Regions from separate parts of the Homo sapiens genome. Here region 2 is linked to region 1. The links are chromatin loops, found by intact Hi-C in ENCODE. Cell type or tissue: HCT116. All regions are shown on one strand.

What was found. Hi-C counts contacts between places; a loop is a spot of excess contacts. Peaks named below come from ENCODE experiments on the same cell type or tissue, not always from the same donor. Only the 100,000 strongest peaks of a DNase experiment are listed, where the experiment ranks them.
Region 2: a loop joins it to region 1, with 2.0 times the contacts of the local background. A loop is called at or near these places in 4 of 110 quality-filtered maps.

Annotation. Positions count from the first base shown.
Region 1 is chr3:47,320,168-47,328,167 of GRCh38, forward strand. KLHL18 (kelch like family member 18) reads left to right here. Exons shown (of 10, transcript NM_025010.5): 3 at 2,401-2,541. Among named protein-coding and RNA genes, the nearest start is that of KLHL18, 41 kb to the left of the region's middle. RefSeq lists a silencer at 3,552-3,846. In HCT116, a CTCF peak has its summit at 4,292 (motif pointing left); DNase peaks (open chromatin) are centred at 3,694 and 4,274; H3K27ac peaks cover 1,174 bases.
Region 2 is chr3:47,040,141-47,048,140 of GRCh38, forward strand. SETD2 (SET domain containing 2, histone lysine methyltransferase) reads right to left here. Exons shown (of 21, transcript NM_014159.7): 16 at 6,347-6,481; 17 at 2,421-2,560. Among named protein-coding and RNA genes, the nearest start is that of NBEAL2, 64 kb to the left of the region's middle. RefSeq lists a silencer at 1,199-1,408. In HCT116, no CTCF peak of the experiment used is centred here; no DNase peak of the experiment used is centred here.

The DNA of each region.
Region 1 (8,000 bases):
TCAGTCTAGAACAGTGTTGTCCACTGGAGGTTTCTGCAGTGATGCAAATGTTCTTTCTATTTGTATTGCCCAAAATGGTAGCCACTAGACACAGATGGCTATTGAGCACTCGAAATACGACTAGTGGGACTGAAGAACTGAATTTTAAATTTTGTTTAATTTTAATCAATTTAATTTTAAAGTTAAATAGTCACATGTGGCTAATGGCTACTATATTAGACAACACAGGTTTAGAAGGTGGCAGATCTTATGGTTATTTCATGGTTCAGAAAATTGAAGCTCAAGGAGATCAAGCCCAAGGTTATCCCCTTAGCTGGTAGTCAGTTATTGCCCAACCTCTTAATCTGACAGTGGTGACAACTAGGGGGAAAAGAGCTAGGAGACTGTGTGTTACCCTCTAGATGATCAAAGTGCCCCAATACCGGAAGAGGATTTATATACCCATGGCAAGGTAGAAATCTCAGGTCAGGCCAGGCAAGGTGGCTCACACCTGAAATCCAAACAATTTGGGAGGTCAAGGCGGGAGGATTGCTTGAGGCTAGGAGTTCAAGACCAGCCTGGACAACATAAACCACATCTTTATAAAAAAAAATTGTTTTTAATTAGCTGGGCATGGTGGTGCACACCTGTAGTCTCAGCTACTTAGAAAGCTGAGGTAGGAGGTGAGCCGAGGAAGTCAAGGCTGCCGCGAGCTGTGATCACACCACTACACTCCAGCCTGGGCAACAGAGTGAGACCTTGACTCTTGAAAAAGAAAGAAAGAAATCTTAGGCCAGTTACTTATGAGGAAAGACGTAGAAGTAAGGTGTCCAAGGGCAGTTGTGCCCTCCTATTCTCTGAGGTGTGTGTCTGAAGGAGGCATGCTCGTCCCATGAATAGTCCAGGGGCTTCATTTAACAGAGATTGCCTGAACATCCATGATGAGCACAGCTCTATCAAATATCTGAGGTATAGCAGTGAGAAAACAGCACCTCTTCTCATTCTGCCAACCTTTTTTTTGGGGGGAGTGGAGGGGGAGGCAATGGAGTCTCACTCTTGGCACCCAGGCTGGAGTGCAGTGGTGTGATCTGGGCTCACTGCAACCTCCACCTCCCAGGTTCAAGCAGTTCTACTGCCTCAGCCTCCCATGAGTAGCTAGGATTACAGGCACCTGCCGTTTTTTTTTTTTGTTTTGTTTTGTTTTGTTTTTTTTTTTTTGAGATGGAATCTCACTCTGTCGCCCAGGCTAGAATGCAATGACATGATCTCTGTTCACTGCAACAACCTCCGCCTCTTGGATTCAAGCGATTCTTCTCCCTCAGCCTCTCAAGTAGCTGGGACTACAGGCTCATGCCACCACGCCCGGCTAATTTTTGTATTTTTAGTAGACACAGGGTTTTGCCATGTTGGTTAGGCTGGTCTCGAGCTCCTGACCTCAGGTGATCCGCCCGCCTCGGCCTCTTAAAGTGCTGGGATTACAGGCGTGAGCCACTGCGCCCGGCTTCTGCCAGCTTTCTAGTAGTGATTTGGCAGTCACCAAATACATGCATGGTATGGCTAAGAGTGAAAGTGATATGAGAAAAGTAAAGCAGAGTAAAGGCTAGTGAAGGATGGTGGAGTCTGTGCTATTTTCAGGTGATCAGGGAAGGCACCTGTCATGGGGTGGCATTTGAGCTGAGACATCTTAATTGAAGTGAGGGAATGAGCCATCTGGGGGAAGAGCCCTCCAAACAGGGAGCAGTCATTGCAAAGGCCCTGAGGTAAGAATATGTCCAGAATGTTGGAATCAAGTAAGAAAGGGAGAAAGTGGAGGTGAGGAGGATAGATAGATGGAGAGGGACCAGAGCACATACAGCCTTATAGCTGGAATTTGGATTTCATTTTCAGTGTGAATTGAAAGCAGAAAAAATGTCAGAAATCTCATTCTAGAAATTTACCCCAAAGAAATAATTCAAAAACGTTCTAACAGCAATAAGATGGTAATGGCTATTATGCTTACCAATAAAGGAAATAAATGATAGCATATTTGCATGTTGAAATATTATATAGCAGCCACTAAAAACAATAAACATGAAGACAGTGTACCAACATGGGAAAGGCTTGATAAGTATTTTATGATTATATCCATATAATTCATGCATGTTGGCGATCAAGGACTAAAAATGAATGTAGAAAAATGACCGCTGTTGACTTTTTCAGTAGTGAAATTGTAGGTGATTGTGTTCTCTTTTTTAGAATTTTCTGTAGGGCAATGAAGACAACTTGGTAGAATGAGTTTTAGGCTGTGGTGAAGTAGTTACTCCATTAGATAGATTCTCAAAGGGCCTGGGCTAAGTAATGTCAGTTCAGTTAGGGCCTGAGTCTCCCGTGGGCCAAGACTCGTCTCTGAAAGCACCTCACAGCTTTCCCTCTTTCCTCTAGTGCCCTGGAGGCTCTGATCAACTTTGCCTACAACGGCAACCTTGCCATTGACCAGCAAAATGTCCAGTCATTGCTGATGGGGGCGAGCTTCCTGCAGCTGCAGAGCATCAAAGACGCCTGCTGCACATTCCTTCGAGAACGGTGAGGTGATGTGGTGGGCCTGGTGGAGAACATGACTATTTCATTTCTGGAATCTTCTGCCAGTTTGCTGAGTTCTTGGGACCATATATAGGTTTATGAAGGGAGTGAGCTGGAAAGGTTATTCTGCAGCACTTACATTTCTTGAAATCAGTTTGTAGCAGTGCCCACTTCTTTGAGATGAATTTTTTCAGAACATGATTTACATAGTCCAGCCTGCCCTTTCCCTTGGCTTGACATGTACATCTTCTGTTCCTCCCCCTCCGATCTCACCAGCCACTAATTTAGCTGATTTCTCACCAAACTGATTTGTGCAGTGCTCCTCTACTGTTCCATAGCCATCTCCATCTTTGTTTAGGTACTTTGCTCTCTGAATTTCTTTTCTTTTCTTTTTTTTTTTCAAGACAGGATCTTGCTCTGTCACCCAGGCTGGAGTGCAGTGGTATGATCTCGCCTCACTGCAACCTCTGCCTCCCATGTTCCAGCAATCCTCCCACCTCAGCCTCCCGAGTAGCTGGAACTACAGGCACGTGCCACCACACCTGGCTAATTTTTGTAATTTTTTTGGTAGAGATGTGGTTTTGCCATGTTGCCCAGGCTGGTCTCAAACTCTGCCCACCTTGGTCTCCCAAAGTGCTTGGATTACAGGCATAAGCCACTGCTCCCAGCCCTCTTTGAATTTCTTGACCTTCCTTTTCATACTTCAGTTATTTAAGAGCCTACCCAAATTTCACTTACTGGAATTCTCTATCCTCCTTAGTCCATTGGGAACTATCATTGTATGCACTTTTATGGTTGGGACCATGGATTATACCCCCACCTATTTCCAGTGCTTGGCAGTAGGCCTCGTGGGTCTCCTGTGACCTTCTGCCTGAGCAGTTAAGAAGGCTCTCCCTCCCCCTCAAGAGCCAGAGCTCTTAGTCATAAGGTAAAGGCCTTTTAACCAGCAGAGGCTTGGGGATGTGGGTTAGTGCTGGGCCACAGACAGGCAGGAGGACCCCAAACAGCACCCCTGTGTCTATGGTGCTTCACACACCCAGCCTTCACCTGAGCCTACTCTGATCACTAGGTATCTGGTCTGTCAGCATTCCTCCTGACTCAGATCTGCCCTCCGAACCTCATCCCCTCATGGAGCTGACCTCCCCTCCCCTATTCTCACTCCACCTATCCAGTTCAGTTAGCAGCTTATGGACCACACCCGCTGTCTGTTCATATCCTGCCCACACGGTGCTCATGGTCATCACACTGAGTACTGCTGTGTGTACAGCTAATCAAATAACCGTGGTAATGATGCCTAAGATTTAGTGGGGAGCTCATCTGCTGAACACTGGGTAAAGGGTTTCATCCTGAGGTAAGTGGTGCTGTTCGCAGTTTTATAAAGACCTTGTAGTAAGAGTAAAGCTGCGGAACCAACCTTGTCCCTGCTGTGGGATGCCTTCTGGGGCAGGCCAGAGGGTGCATATGGAGATGTGAGGAGCACACACTATCTTTCCTGCTCGTTTGTGAGCTTTTTAAGACACAGACTGGACTTAGTTCACCTCTTTTTCCCACAGAACTTGGAAAATGACTTCCTTTTTTCTTTTTCTTTCTTTCTTTTTTTTTTTTTTTTTTTTTTTTTTCTGTAAGGTAGAGCCCCAGGCTTGGAGGCCTTGGGCTTTACCACTGCTGAAATGACTCTGTGGCTAAGTAGGATTAATCCTGGAAAGGATTGTTGACGAGCCTCGAATCTTCACCAATGGACAACAGCTCCACCTAGGGGGCTTTTGAGATTGTCACTGTCAACACTGGATCCAGGCTATGTTGTAAAGTACTGTTATCTAAAAGTTGCTTAGAAAAGTGATTTTTAGGCCAGATGAGGTGGTTCATGCTGTAATCCCAGCATTTTGGGAGGCCAAGGCAGGAGGATTGCTTGAGGTTAGGATTTCCAGACCAGCCTGTATGGCAGAGCAAGACCCTGTCTCTACAAAAAAAAAATTTTTTTAATTAGTCAAGTGCAGTGGCTCACATCTATAGTCCCAGCTACTGGAGAGGCTAAGGTGGGAGAACTGCTTGAACCAGGAGCCCAAGGCTGCAGTGAGTTACAATCACCTTACTCCAGCTTGGGCAACTGAGCAAGACTCTGTCTCTAAAAACTAAAAAGAAAAAAGAAAAGTCATTTTTAGGCCAGTGCAGGTTTGCATGCACCAGTAGCATTTTAGGAATAAGTACTTACGCATAAACCTGATGTTTTGAGCCTATCTTTGACATTTTTTCATTCAGCCCTTCAGGACCCTTTCTGAGACCTAAACCTATACCTCTCCTGTTTCCTGCCACAGACTCCAGAGCCATGGCCTGCTTTCTGTTTTCTCACCAGTAGTTCCTATTATTGTCTCTGTTCCTTGGAATGATTCTCCCTGAGCCTCGCTACAGAATGTGATGGTGTCTCCCAGCTCCCCACTTCGTATGTGCCCTTGAAGGTGCATCATTTTCTTTTTTTTCTTTTTTTTTTTAAGGCGGAGCCTTGCTCTGTGAGACAGAGTGTCACTCTTGTTGCCCAGGCTGGAGTGCAGTGGCGCGATCTTGGCTCACTGCAAGCTCCGCCTCCTGTGTTCACGCCATTCTCTCGCCTCAGCCTCCCAAGTAGCTGGGACTACAGGCGCCTGCCACCACGCCTGGCTAATTTTTTGTACTTTTAGTAGAGACGGGGTTTCACCATGTTAGCCAGGATGGTCTCGATCTCCTGACCTTGTGATCCGCCCGCCTCAGCCTCCCAAAGTGCTGGGATTACAGGCGTGAGCCACCACGCCCAGCCGAGGGTGCATCATTTTCAAGATTTGATTGCCAGCGACTTGAGGAAAACCATTCTGAGCACCAGTGGAAAAGATATGTGACAGCACAGAGAAGCCACAATGCCATCAGAGTTCTTAAAGCCACAGTTCCTGAGGCTGCTCAGTCTATTACATCTTCAGCCCGCTGCTTTTTTTCCCCCTGAGGCTGGGGTTGACTTTTTCTGGTGGCCCTATTTCCGGCCTTCAAATGTATGGGCCTCCTTGCTTTTAGGCAAGCACTGGAGCTGTGTATTTTCTTGCTTTTTTTTTTTTTTGAGATGGAGTCTCACTCTGTCACCCAGGCTGGAGTGCAGTTTCGTGATCTCGGCTCACTGCCACCTCTGCCTCCCGAGCTCAAGCATTCTCCTGCCTCAGCCTCCGGAGTAGCAGGATTACAGGTGCCTGCCACCATGCCCGGCTAATTTTTGTATTTTTATTTATTTATTTATTTTTGAGACAGAGTCTTGCTCTGTCGCCCAGGCAGGAATGCAGTGGCATGATCTCAGCTCACTGCAACCACCACCTCCCAGGTTCAAGCGATTCTCCTGCCTCAGCCTCCGGAGCAGCTGGGGCTACAGGCGTGTGCCACCACACCCAGCTAATTTTTGTATTTTTAGTAGAGATGGGGTTTCACCATGTTGGCCAGGCTGGTCTTGATCTCCTGACCTCAAGTGATCTGCCCACCTCGGCCTCCCAAAGTGCTGAGATTACAGGTGTGAGTCACCACACCCAGCCTTGGAGCTGTGTATTTTCTGAAATTCTCTCAGAGGTAGATTGGTACACCAAATGCGTCAATGAACCACGTCAGTAACCTGTTTAATTCAAGTCACCGCTTCCTGCCTCTGATAAAGCATTATGTCTTATGCTGTCTTCTTGCTTCCAAAGTCAAGCTGTGTCAGCAAGGAAGAAGGTTGTGATGTGGCTAATGAAAGACGTGGGTCTCCATCAACCCTGTAGCTGTAGGTTTATTTTCCCTCATATCTCCCTCCTCCTCTTGCATGGGCCCCTTTCCTGTGTGGCCGCTCTCCTTCCTTTTCCCCCACTAATTGCCTCACAAACAGGCTCCCCACGTCCCCCATCCTCTTGGATGTAAAAGCCCAGTTCAGTTAAGAAGGTGTGTTTTGGCTGGGTACGTTGACTCACGCCTGTAATCCCAACACTCTGGGAGGCCGAGGCAGGGTGGATCACCTGAGGTCGGGAGTTCGAGACCAGCCTGGCCAACATAGTGAAACCCCATCTCTACTAAAAATACAAAAAACTTAGCTGGCTATGGTTGCAGGCACCTGTAATCCCAGCTACTCGGGAGGGTGAGGCAGGAGAATCGCTTGAACCTGGGAAGTGGAGGTTGCGGTGAGCCGAGATCGTGCCATTGCACTCCAGCCTGGGCAACAAGAGCGAAGCTACATCTCAAAAAAAAAGAAAAAAAAAAAGGAAGGTGTGTTTTGGCCGGGCGTGGTGGCTCACGCTTGTTATCCTGGCACTTTTGGAGGCCGAGGCAGGCAGATCGCCTGAGGTCAGTAGTTGGAGACCAGCCTGGCCAACATGGTGAAATGCCATCTCTACTAAAAATACAAAAATGAGCCGGCCGTGGTGGCGCACGCCTGTAATCCCAGCTACTTGGGAGGCTGAGCCAGGAGAATCACTTGAACCCAGGAGGCAGAGGTTGCAGTGAGCTGAGATCATGCCGCTGCACTCTAGCCTCGGCAACACCAGGAGACTCCGTCTCAAAAAAAACAAAAGGGAAAAAAAAAGGTGTGTTTTGTGCTCAGTATTATGCCAAGCTAATCAAAGACACCCAAAAATAAGGTACGAGAATCCTAACCTGAGAAGGAGAGTTTGGAAATGAATGCCAATGGCTACGTTGATCATTGGCTCCCATATCCTTGGACTTGATCCAGCTTCTGCCCCGTGGCATTTTGAATCCTCCTCTCAGGTTGATGTCAAAGTGTTAGGAAATAGTGAAGCACATGCTGTAGAGGCCCAGGGAAGGTTTATCTTTATATCTGCCTTATATTTGTAAAGTGCTTTAACAAGTCTCATTCAATCACTATAAGTGCTTTAGGAGAAAGGCATTTGACAGATGACTGAGCTGACATTCTGACCTTCAGCGCTGTATTCCTCAGTGGCCATGAACTTTGCCTACATCTTGCTCTCTGCTTATGTTTCTGTGCTCTTCTAAATTCACATCAGTTTCCAAAGCAATGGACAGAGCAAGCTCAGGCTGGAATGAAATAACTATGTAGAATTTTGACTAGTCATAAAGCCAGGCTCCAAGGTACCTTGCCCATTCATTCAGTCCTTGATGGGTCAACTGCTAGGGGACAATAGTGAATATTGCTAAATAAATATAACCCTGTGCCTAAAACCTTAACGTCGGGGAAAAGACATAAACCTTTCTAATGAAGAAAAGCATGCCCGGCCAATTTTTAATCTGATCAATACCATCCCTACAGAGAATCAGTCATGGAGCCAAATAAGAATCCCCCAGGGTCTGCTGCTGTCACCAAGATTTTAGAATCGCACTGGGCTCGTTTGGAATTTTCTTAGATGCAACAGTAGTAAGAAAAACAAGCTGGGCACAGTGGCTCATGCCTGTAATCCCAGCACTTTGGGAGGCCAAGGCAGGAGGATTGCTCGAGCCTAGGAGTTTGAGAC
Region 2 (8,000 bases), 280 kb before region 1:
ACTAATTTTTGTATCTGGAGTAGAGACGGGGTTTCATCATGTTGGCCAGGCTGGTCTTGAACTCCTGAAATCAGGTGATCTGCCCATCTTGGCCTCCCAAAGTGCTGGGATTACAGGTGTGAGCCACTGCACCCAGCCTATAGAAGCATTTTAATGCGAGTAAGGAAGGCCCTTCTAAGCAGAAAGGGAAAATATATGAAAATTTTAAGCTTCTTTATGTCACAAGATATCAGAAACAAAACTCTTGATAAAGAAATCTAACACTGGACAGAAAATGGGTAGATGGCCCACACAAGTAACTCACAAAAGATACAAATGACCAACAATCGAATGAAGACATCCCATCTCAATAGTAAAATAACTGAAAATAAAAATATTTCCCACCTGTTAGACTTGCAAGGTTAAAATAGATGACATGAGGGAAAAGGATTTTTTTTTTTTTTTTTTTTTTGGAGACAAGGTCTTGCTCTGTCACCCAGGCCGGAATGCAGTGGCGCAATCATGGCTCACTACAGATCTGACCTCCTGTCTCAAGTGATCCTCTCGCCTCAGCCTCCCAACTAGTTGTGACTACAGGTGCACACCACCATGCCAAGCTAATTTTGTATTTTTTGTAGAGATGGGGTTTCACTATGGTGCCCAAGCTGGTCTCAAACTCCTGGCCTCAAGCGATCCTCCTGCCCCAGCCTCCCAAAGCATTAGGATTATAGGCATGAGCTGCTGTACATGGCTAAAAGGAACTTATACATACTTCTTTTTGTGAGAGTCCAAATTGATACAAACTATTGTTTAATGGTAAGCTGACAATATTTCTCAATTTAAAATGTGTACCTGTTTTGCCCAACAATTCCACTTCTAAGTACCCTCTCGAAGAAGTAGTAAGATTAGTGTCCCTAAGGATGCCCAAGGTTATAGTTAGATATAAAATAGTGAAGACCTATCAATGAGAGTGAGTTAAATACAATTTGATATAGCTATACAATAGAGCAGGGGTTGGCAAACTTTCTCTGTAAATGATTAGATGATAAATATTTTGACCTGTGGGCCAAATGGTTTCTATCACAACTACTCTGTCATTGTAGTGTGAAAGCAACCATAGACAATTTGTAAGCAAATGTGCATGGTTGTGCTCCAATAAAACTTTATTTGCCAAAACAAGTGGCCTGTGGGCATAGTTTGCCAGCCCTGCAGCAAAGTATAAACAATTACTAAAACTAACAGTTGTAGCTGGGTGTGGTGCCTCACGCCTGTCATCCCAGCATTTTGGGAGGCTTAGGTGGGAGGATCGCTTGAAGCCAGGAGTTCGTGCAGATCAGTCTGGGCAACAAAGAAAGACTCTGTCTCTACAAAAAAAAGAAAAAAAAAATTTTAAAGAAAAAATTCCATAGTTCTATGTTAATTGATAAAGCTCTATGAAATAGATTAGTAAATAAAGCAGACTACAAAAACATCTATCTTAACAATTTACGTAAGATTATATAGATGGGTGTATATATACACACACACACACACAGAGACACACACACACAAAGTACATATACCCACATAAAGCTATCTGTCTAAACGGTATTTTTTAAAAACATTAAATGAGTTATCTCTGAGTAGTGGCAGTTCCAGGAATTATACTTCCTTTTTTAGTACTTTTCTACTATATTTGCTTTCTACAGTAAGCATAAATAATGTGTGTCAAGGATAAACAATCTAGCTATTTAATTTGGAAATAGAAAAGCGCTGTCCGTAAAAAAAATTGAACAGCAGAGTTGAGTAGCTATGATATAGACTGCTTGGCTGGCAAAACCTAAAATGTTTATTTTCTGGCCTTTTACAGAAAAGATCTGTCTATGACCCCTGATACTTATACAATATTAGATGAAGGAGCATTTAAAAAATCTCCTCAGCTTTCTCCAAGAGTCTTGCAGATTAGAAATACACCAAAACTGCCAGGTGCAGGGGCTCAATCCCAGCACTTTGGGAGGCCAAGGCGGGCAGGGCAGATCACCTGAGGTCAGGAGTTCGAGACCAGCCTGACCAACATACATGGTGAAACCCCGTCTCCACTAAAAACACAAAAATTAGCCAGGCATTGTGGTACATGCCTGTAATCCCAGCTACTGGGGAGGCTGAGGCACGAGAATCACTTGAACATGGGAGCAGAAGGTTGCAGTGAGTTGAGATCACACCACTGTACTCCAGCCTGGGTGACAAAATAAATAAAATAAAAATACACCAAAACAAATACAAAAAGAACCAAAGTCTAACGTCTAAAATACACTTAAGATGTGATTCTGGAAATCCAGCAGCCTTCAAGCACAGTGAAAAGCTAATGACAAGAAGTTTACAACTGTAAAACTCCCCTTATAGTGGCAACTTCTTTGATTAAGTAAAAGCAGACATGGGAACGCCCATACAGCTCCTCTTACCTTGTGATCACATGGTAGTAATAAATCTTCCCTTCTGGATCTCGAGCTGTCTTCCAGTTGGGAGGTAAGACAATGGTTTTTGGTTTGGGAGGAGAGGGGGGCGGCAGATCCAAGAGATTATTTGTCACAACCATTTCAGACTACAAAGAAAACACACACATTTTTGATCAGTGATCTCTCTCTTAATCTGGCTGAATAGGACAAAATAGCCCACTTAAATATGTAAAAATGTACATCTACCTCCTCTTAAAAAAAGGATAAAGGAAAGGTACAGTCTGGGAAATAAGGGACAGTATATATAAAGAGGTTTACAGAGCTATCAGAAAATTGACAGTTGGCTCTAAGTTTACCATCCAAGATACCATATAGTTTATCATATAGAGCAGCATTTTTCAACTTTAAAACACCAATTCTAAGGCATATCAACTGCAGGATACCAATTAACTAAATGGGATACAGAAATATCTTTATCTTTAAAAAAAAAAAAAAAGAAAAACCAAAAAACCCCCTGAGAAGCAAATATGACAGAATGTTAACATTATCCATTATATTTTTTCCGTACTTGAAACCTCAAAACTATAAAATATTAGTGCCACATTCTGAAAAACATAAAAACCTCATAATCACTTATGGACTGATTTTTGTTTCCCCAAAACATGTATGTTGAAGCTCTAATCCTGCTGTGACTGTTACTGGGACACAGGGCCTGTAAAGAGCTAATTAAGATTAATGAAGTCAAAAGAGTGAGGACTTTTTATCTAATAGGATGGTGTCCTTATTAAAAGAGAACTGACACCAGAGGACACTCACAGAGAAAAGGTATATACAGCAAGAAGGCAGCCATTTGCAAGCCAAGGAGAGAGGCCTCAGGAGAAACCAACACTGCTGACACCTTGATCTTGGACTTCCAGCCTCAAGAACTGTGAGAAAATTTCTGTTATTTAATCCACTCAGTCTGTGGTATTTTGTTACCGCAGCCCTAGCAGACTAGTAATCACCACAAGGATATATACTTGTTCCTTCTTTCAAGCCTATTAATGAAGAATACATTTTTTACCTTTACCTTTGCTTGCACAGTTAAAGAGGAACCTGAAGACCCCAGGCTCAGATAAAATGTGTTCACTTTTAAGCAAACACGGGTCTTTGAGCATTCTTGCTTTGTGTATACTCTTTTTTATCTCTTATTTCACCCAGCTGGGGTTTTCTGGCCCAGCTTAAGTTTCAATTCCTCCATTACCCTATCCTTTAGCTTATAAAGTGACCTCTTTTCCCCAAGCTTCTGTGTCCCTTAATATTCCAAACCATTTATCTCTTAATAGTTTAAGGCAAAAAAGAAAAAATATATATTCCAAACCATTCAGTACTTATTCCCAACACAAAACTTTATTTTTAGTGTAGTCACCATCTTTCTCTTGTGATCATCATCTCTCTTATTTGAAAGATCAGCTTTTAAGAATACAAATGGAAACTTATTTATGTTTGTATTAAAAATGCCTAGTCGGCCAAGCACAGTGGCTCATGCCTGTAATCCCAGCACTTTGGAAGGCCGAGGCAGGTGGATCACGAGGTCAGGAGTTTGAGACCAGCCTGGCCAACATAGTGAAACCCTGTCTCTACTAAAAATACAAAAGTATTAGCCAGGTGTGGTGGTGTGCACTTGTAATCCCAGCTACTCAGGAGGCTGAGGCAGGAGAACTGCTTGAACCTGGGAGGCGGAGGTTGCAGTGAGCCGCGAGATCAAACCACTGTACTCCAGGCTGGGCAACAAAGCAAGACTTCATCTCAAAAAAAAAAAAAAAAAAAAAAAAAAAAAAAAAAAAAAAAAAGGCCTAGAAGGGCTCAACTCGTAACAAGCACTCAAACATCTGCTCTAAGTACACATTATCTTATTATCCTGTTATTTCACATATAGTATTTTTAGTCCATCTTCACTAACTGTCCTGTCTAAAGTCATCATCAATTGCTGGATTGCTGCAAGAGCTTTCTCCAGAACTGTAGGTGTTCTAAAGTGCTGATTTGACCATGCTATTCTGTTTAGTTTTTTCAGTTGTTTCCCATGCCAACCTCTTATTTTCCACTTTATCCAAAAACAACAACACTTTGAGATTTCACCATATCCTCCTACATATGTTGCAGAATACCAAAAGCTTATCTTAATATTAAACATCATATAAAAAACTTTTTTTAAACATTGTACAACATGTATAGTGAAGTATATCACACAATTCTACATGCCTAGTCCATGGTGACTAGTACAGTATCATATTCTAGTACAGGTTAAGCAGCCCTAATACAAAAATACAAAACATTTTGAGTGCTGACATGACACTCAAAGGCCATGTTCAAAGGAAATGCTTATTGGAATATTTCAAGCTATACATTTTCAAATTAGAGATGCTCAAGTGGTAATTATAGTGCAGATATTCCAGAATCCATAAAATTCTGAAATGTGAAATACTTCTGGTCCCGTGAAGCTCAGATAAGGGATACTCAACCTGTACGCGGTAAATACTGATAGATAGCTGGTCTAGGAAATTGTTACTTCGGCCAGGTGTGGTGGCTCACGCCTGTAATCCCAACACTTTGGGAGGCTGAAGCGGGCGGATCATGAGGTCAGGAGTTCAAGACCAGCCTGGCCAACATGGTGAAACCCCGTATCTAAAAATACAAAAATTAAGGTTGGGCACAGTGGCTCATCCCTGTAATCCCAGAACTTTGGGAGGCCAAGGCGGGTAGATCACGAGGTCAGGAGATTGAGACCATCGTGGCTAACACAGCGAAACCCCGTCTCTACTAAAAATACAAAAATTAGCCAGGCGTGGTGGCGGGCGCCTGTAGTCCCAGCTACTCAGGAGGCTGAGGCCGGAGAATGGTGAGAACCCAGGAGGCGGAGCTTGCAGTGAGCCGAGATCATGCCACTGCACTCCAGCCTGGGCGACAGAGCAAGACTCCATCTCTTAAAAAAAAAAAAAAAAAAAAATACAAAAATTAGCTGGGTGCAGTGATGCACACCTGTAGTCCCAGCTACTCAGGAGGCTGAGACAGGAGAATCACTCGAACCCAGGAAGTGGAGGTTGCAGTGAGCCAAGATCGTGTCACTGCACTCCAGCCTAGGTGACAGAGTTAAAAAAAAAAAAAAATTATTACTTCAAAAATTCATAGTAAAATATAAAAATACAAGGTCAGGGTAAACAACAAATAAAAAGGATCCTAGGAGCATTTTTTTTTTTTTTGAGATGGAGTCTTGCTCTGTCACCTGGGCTGGAGTGCAGTGGCGCGATCTTAGCTCACTGCAAGCTCCGCCTCCCAGGTTCACGCCATTCTCCTGTCTCAGCCTCCTGAGTAGCTGGGACTACAGGTGCGGAGCAAAATATGTATTAACGGAACTATAAATTCCACAGAATTAAAAAAATTTTTTTTTTACAAAATGGTTGAGTTCACGCCCTCAGGGTGGCTCAGGTGAATTTGGTGGCTACACAAATTTAAAAACGGGCCGGGCGTGGTGGCTCATGCCTATAAATAATCCCAGCACTTTGGGAGGCTGAGGCGGGTGGATCACCTGAGGTCATGAGGTCAAGACGAGCCTGGTCAACATGGGGAAACTCCGTCTCTACTAAAAATACAAAATTAGCCAGGCGTGGTGGCACACACCTGTAATCCCAGCTACTCAGGTGGCTGAGGCAGGAGAATCGCTTTAAACCAGGAGGTGGAGGTTGCAGTGAGCCAAGATTGTGCCGCTGCACTCCAGCCTGGGTGACAGAGCGAGACTCTGTCTCAAAAAAAAAATAAAATAAAATAAAATAAAACAAAGAACACGTGAAAAAAAAACCCAAAAATAAAACCCAAAACAAATCCAAACCAAAAAGAAAACCTTCCAAAGACAAAGTAGACAGCCAATGAGTTTTAACAACTGAAACATTTCTTACTGGCTGCAAGGGCTGAGGCTGCCCTGGTGCAACTATTGTAGTCACTGCTGCGGCTGGCTGTACCACCACTCCTTGTGGATGAGCTGTGAAAATCTGTTGCCCCTGGATATACTGAAGACTTGGCTGGGCATAACTCTAAAAGATAAAATGAAGAAATCAATAATTTAAGCTTTTGTCACTTTAATAAACAGACTGACTTCCAAGTTGGCACAATCTTAAAGATATACCCATAACATTTTAAAATTTTTTGTTTATATATTTGGACATAAATGTGCAAAACAATTTTTTGTTTCAAACCCCAAAGTTTCTTTTTTTACTAATTCCCTATTCATTTACTTACTTTGATTTTACTTTATCATAAGAAAATAAAAGCTTTTTTTTTTTTGGTCATAGAAATTCTCCAACTGTTTAGCTTTCAATGACATTGGAATGACATTGAAAATTAAACAGGTGGACAGTTTCTATAAGCAAAAACCAATGAAGTGCTGCTCCTGGGATATCCAAGAAACAATGCCACGCTGCTCTTTTCAGGAAGGCTTTTGCTACCAACTTGTAATAACAAACAGGTTGTTTGGATCAGAAAAGGTCAAAGGGTGTGAATCATAGTAAATAAGATGATCAAATTTTAAGCTACCTTTTGTTTTAGCTTTTTGTAGTCTTCTATGATAAAACCCCTTGGCAGAAAGCAGAATCAATGCATCTGAAATTCTCACAACACACCAATTTATACAGTGTTCTATGATGCAAGAAGCCCCTTAACATACATCATCTCATTTAGTGCTGACCACCATCAAAACCAGGTACTGCCCATGCCTGGAGTTTCATAAGAAATAAGTACTATGCTAGGGCTTAAACCTACTCTGTAATTATTTCTCAAGCATAGAAAATCTGCTTAAATAAGAAGAGGTGATAAGAAGACTGAAAAATAGCCTTGCTGTCCTAAGAGGTGGTGACTGTTAAGGAATTGAATAGACATGTATCCTGTGCTTAAGGAGAGATTTTGCTCCTATGGACTGAGATTCTAGCAGGTAAAATGATTACAGAAACATCAAATGCTAAGTACTCAAAATACAAAATATAATTCCAAATGACACCAGTAAAAACTCAAGTAGTCTGAATAGGCAATGCAGCTATCTAGCAGGTTTCTGAATGAATAATTACTGACAGGACACAGGAAAAAGGAAAAGAACACTTAATTTGGTATTCTGGATCAGCTTAATCTACTTGGATAATAAACCAGACTGAAAAACATTAATTGTTAAGGCAGAATTACCATCAGAATAGTATCACAAAGCCTGAGAGGAAAATGTACAGTCATGTATTGCTTAACAAGGGGGGTACATTCTGAGAAATGCATTGTTAGGAGATTTCATTGTTGTGGTAACATCATATAATGTACTTTCACAAACCTACTAAGTGTATGAGGTACTTACACATCATACAGTGTACTTCACAAATCTATTAGATACCTAGGCTATATGGTATAGTCTGTTGTTCCTAGGCTACAAACCTGTACAGCATGTTTCTGTAATAAAGACTTGTAAGCAACTATAACTTAACAGTATCTGTGTATCTAAACATGGAAAAGTTACAGTAAAAATACAGTATAAAAATTTTTTAGGCCGGGGCACGGTGGCTCACACCTGCAACCCGA